Regions from separate parts of the Mus musculus genome. Here region 1 is linked to region 2. Evidence: chromatin loops called from intact Hi-C (ENCODE). Cell type or tissue: heart. All regions are shown on one strand.

Region 1 (2,500 bases), 170 kb after region 2:
TCCTGGATCAATAGTCAAGCATGAGTGGTTGGTGCTTACAGAGAAATAATTAACTAAGCCATTGCCTTTGCTATTCTTATTATATCTTATTCCATCAATTAAGTAACAACAAACCAAACACAAGAACAGAAAGAAAAGAGTCCCATGGACTGGCACCCAGGGACTTGCTTGTCTTGTCTTATTCACAATGTCTTTGGGACACCTGTGTCGAGCCGTGTGATACGAAGCTGGATCCCACGAGCAGGGTCTTCTGCTCTAGAACTTTAGCTCCTGGAGAGACAAGCAATCCTAGCACCGCCTGTACTAAGTCCACCTGCCATGCAGCTTGTTCTAATTCACACTCTCTGTTTCCCTCTGAAGTTCTGATGCAGCTTATCAGAACTGTGAAAGTTTAGAAGGAGTTGGAAGTGCCGATACCTCGGTCAAGGGCACGAGGTCCAGGCTGCATCCTGGAATCGATTCTGAACAGAGAGGGCCTTTAGGTAAAATGGAACTGAAGTCTGAGAAGATTTCAACCTTTCTGGGTAGCTATGAAAGGAGGCCATTAAGTCAAGGACCTCAATGACAGGGTCTTATGAGGGGGAGAAAACACAGAAAGGATAGTAAGGTTCTCTATTATTTGAATTCACTCAGCTCTTCCATGTGTATGATTAAATATTTCCCACATACTCTGCGTTGCTTGAAGTGCAGAGTGCTATGACACACAACCTGAACAGAGGGAGCCAGCGACTTAAGCAATCTCAAGGATCATATAATAGAGTCTGGATAATAGAATCTGCCACACTATAGAAAATGACTAAAAACATGAAACTGAAGCTTTGTTGTGCACCGAGGTAAGCAAACATTAACAAAAAAATGGAAGATAGGTATATCCAAGAAGCAAACCAGCTTCCTTGAGCTAAGTGAGTCTGAGTCTCACTGCACACATACGGAATGGTGAACAGGTCCCCAAACCTAACTACTAAGTACAGATGCAACATTTGTAGAATAGCTTTTCCTCAGTAGACTAAGGGTGCTTACAAGGGTTGCCTCATTTCATCCTCAGGGAGCTGATGGAAAAATATCCCATTATGTCCAGTATATAGATGAGAAAGAAAAACCAGGGCTTGGAAAGAGCAAGTAACTTGCCCACGACAGAAAGCTTTGACTGAATTCTATTCAAACTCACGTTCTTTGCATGCTGCTACAGTTTCCCAGTATTTTATGTAAGACCTTTGCTTACAAAGCATAAAAATAAACAGCTTAAGATGCCTTCCACAGAAGCATTGTTACAGTAGCAATGATCAGTGGCACAGTAAAAAGGGACCAAACAGGAGCTATAAAAAGGTTACTGCTCCCTGCTAGACGAGAGCTAGATGGCTGGACGAGGCTTTGCTGACTTGGCTGCCAAAACTTGCAGCAATAAACGATTGCACAAGGCTGTCCTGAGTCGCTAGAAAGTGCAGCCCACTTAAAAGAGGTCAGAATTATAAAAGGCCTTCCTCTTTTCAACAATGATTTCACAGGGTGGTACTTGAAGAGTAGAATGATGTAAGAGGTGAGGTTTTGCTGACTAGACTTTTTCTTATTGTAGATGCTGCTGCTTCCAGATAGACAGGGCACTGCTATGCTTATCGTTACAGTCTGAACAGCTAGTGACATGCAGCACTGCCCAAGTCGCAGGACAAGGAAGAAATGTGACTCTGACTGATGGTAACCAGAAGCCACCCTACGCCTGTGTCTCTAGTCTCACTTCTAAAGAGAGCAGTTAGGCGAGTGACCTGAAAACAGTTCCTTTCTCTCCCACCTGCTTTAGCTGATGGGATTATAATGCTGCCACATGTGTTTAAGTTGTTCCTGGAAGGAAAACAAAGTAAGATGGAAACCAAGAGATGAAACGTAGAAATGTCAGTCGTGGAGAACTGTTCTTTGTGCCACACATCCTTGGGTTTCAATGAACTTGAGTTTTCAGAATTTTGTTACCAACTGTGCTGGCTTAATTTTATGTTAACTTGAGACAAGCTGGAGTCACTGGAAAGGAGGGAACGTCAATGAAGAAAGCGCCATCATAGATCTGGCTGTAGGCAAGTCTGTAAGGCATTTTCTTCATTAGTGGTCAATGGGGAAGAGCTCAGCTCATCCTTGGGCTGGTGGTCCTATGTTCTATAGTAAATCAGGCTGAGGGAGCCATGGAGAGCAAGCCACCAAGCAGCATCCTTCTATGGCCTTTCCCTCATTTTCATCAGTGATGGACTGCTACCTGGAAGTATGAACTGTTTCCTAAAAAAGCTGCCTTTGATCATGGTTTTTCATCACAGTAGCAGTAATACTAAGACATCAACCAAGGCAGAAATTCCAATAAAATTAAACTCTGGAGATCTACAAATTTCTGAGTCCCTTATTCTCAAGGTTTCTTTGCTGTTGAAATGCCTTGACAGAGGGTGCAACTGTGACTAATTTTTAGGTTTGTAAAAAGTACTACTTTTCCATGGATATGTTCAACAGATAGATCAAAACCAGA
Region 2 (2,500 bases):
ACACTTTAAAGATTATCAACCCTCCAATTCTATATTTTCGTAGCAAACTCCTACCAATGAATAAGTTCACACTAACATCGGTCTTAAAGACAAAATTCAATCTATCAACAAGAGCTTGCCTTAAAAAGGCTATTTATAGGAGGCCTTCTTCTTGTTTAAAATCACACACAAACACACACAGACAGAAGTGGGGAGGGGGGAAGAGAGAGAGAGAGAGAGAGAGAGAGAGAGAGATTATTTACCCAAACATGCTTAATTTAAAATATGACTTAGATATTCAAATATACTTTTAAAGTTTGCTAATGCATTTTCTTCTTCTAAAAAAGTGTTTTGAAGTTATGGTCTTCTTTGGAATAAATATGCTAATTAAATATACTAAATGAAGTGCAAGCACAGTAATGAGTCACTGAACTTACAAATATGCCTTGAATTCCAAAACTGTTCAATCCCTGGGTAGGAATGACTAGCTGACGGAGAACTTACCTGAAAGAATAATAAAATCTCAAATAGAACTTGAGCTATTTTATGAAATTATCTTTTGTAATCCATCAAGGAATCATCAATATCAAGGGAGATTCTTGGTTCTTCCTCTCCTTTGATCCTTCTTCTTCTTTTTTTTTTTTTCCATTTTACATCTCAATTACAGCCCTCCCTTCCTGCTCTCTTCCTAGCCCCACCCTTACAAATCCCCCATTGTCCCTGAAAGGGAGTCCCCCACTTAGTAACTGCTACATCCTGAAACCTCTGGTCCTAGCAGAACTAAATACATCCTTTCCCACTGAGGCCCAACCAGGGAGACCAGGTAGGGGGAAGGAGATGCAATGGCAGGGAACAAAGACAGAGACAGACCCAGCTCCATTGGTTAGGGAACACACATAAAGACCAAGCTGCACATTTGCTACAAAAGTGTAGGAGGTCTAGGTCCAGCTCCTGCATGCTCCCTGGTAGGTGGTCCAGGCTCTGTGAGCCCCCACGGTCCCATGTTAGTTGACTCTGTAGGTCTTCTTGTGGTGTCCTTGATCTCTCCGGCTTGTTCAGTTCTATCCCCCATTCTTTCACAAGTCACCCAAACTCTGCCTGATGTTTGCCTGTGGGTCTCCCCATCTGCTTCTTTTCTTTTAAAACATGTGATCATCTTTTAGTACTAAGTTAATACATTGAAATAGAAGTAGAGCGGCATAAGGACGTCATGGATGGAACACATCTTATTTTAGGATGGTGTTCAAATAGAGGTGCCTCGGAGCTTCCCAGTGTGGTAATCTCCCCTCCCCCTCTCTCCCTCCCCTCAAATATCTTCCCTTCCCCACCCAAAACACCAACCCCCTTTCTCTCCAACCTTCCTTTTTATTCTCTCAAAACTCCAGTTGGCTCTACTTCCAAGATGGCTGAGGCTGTCGGGGTCCTGATGTCATCCAGCAGAGGGCGCTCTTGGAGAAGATTTGGGCATGGCCATGGAAAACTCTGGGAGGACAAGGACAGTTTCCTTTAGAAGAGGGCGACTGTGTTATCTGGGTTTCATGGTGACTTAAAGGAGAGCTTATTGGTCCTCCTTGAATTGCCTCAAATTTTCTGCTCATTTTCACAAAATTCTATCTATGCAGATGTTTTAGTGCTACATTCAGTAGGAGGGGGTGGAAGAACTAATTGTTTGTTTGTTTTTAAGCTATAGATTCAGAAGTACAAGGTAGCTAACTGCACAGGAAAGCAGCTGAGGATGGCAAATATCAAGCAAATATCAGCCAAGGCAGGTGTGTGTGTCAGAGACAGCCAATCTGCTCAAGCTGACCCTGTCTATCTCTCCCTGTCTTGTGAGGCACAAGAGAACATTTTTTCTCTCTCTCTTAAAGGCAGTGGCAGATATTATGGACAGAGCTCAAACAATAGCACAGAATCAACACTGGACCAGAAATAGATAGTGCAGATCCATAAAACTGTCAGAGGCCAAGAACAATCTTGATACTCTTTAACCTAGCAAAAGTTATCCATTGGAACCTAGAGACCAAACTCCAACACATAGCTTACAAATCAAAAGGAACACCAAGGACCAGTGGGCATCTGGGATGTGGTCCTGACTCTAAGATTTCCTGCCTGTTTCTTTGGTCAGGTCCAGTGGGTAAGCTTTGTAAAGTCTCATTGTCCTTGTCTAAGAGAACTGAACTGTAGAATCCATGAGATACAATTCATATTTCATGTTCTGCATTGGAGACTAACTTGTTAGAATTGAAATCCAAAATTTCCTTTGGAACGCCATAAGATGAGGAGTAAGGGTGTGGCCAGACATCATTATGTGGTTAAACATGAACTTAGGGATGACAGCTTTCATCTGGAACTTCGACGCATCCCACTTCAATGTCTTTCCACCCTTTGGTCCTCACCAGTGTAAGGGTGGGAACTGTCATTTCTTAGCTTGTATGTAGACTCCAAGATAGAATGACTGAGTGTCACCAGTCAATCCGCAGCAGTGTTGACATTTCCAAGAGCAGAATGAAGGAACCAGGAG

What was found. Peaks named below come from ENCODE experiments on the same cell type or tissue, not always from the same donor. Only the 100,000 strongest peaks of a DNase experiment are listed, where the experiment ranks them.
Region 1: a loop joins it to region 2, with 5 times the contacts of the local background. A loop is called at or near these places in 17 of 42 quality-filtered maps.

Annotation. Positions count from the first base shown.
Region 1 is chr16:24,890,642-24,893,141 of GRCm38, reverse strand. All of the region lies in intron 10 of Lpp (LIM domain containing preferred translocation partner in lipoma), which reads right to left. Among named protein-coding and RNA genes, the nearest start is that of Gm22672, 7.7 kb to the right of the region's middle. In heart, no CTCF peak of the experiment used is centred here; a DNase peak (open chromatin) is centred at 1,401.
Region 2 is chr16:25,063,674-25,066,173 of GRCm38, reverse strand. A230028O05Rik (RIKEN cDNA A230028O05 gene) reads right to left here. Exons shown (of 3, transcript NR_040374.1): 2 at 1,337-1,461. Among named protein-coding and RNA genes, the nearest start is that of A230028O05Rik, 5.3 kb to the right of the region's middle. In heart, a CTCF peak has its summit at 1,417 (motif pointing right); a DNase peak (open chromatin) is centred at 1,413.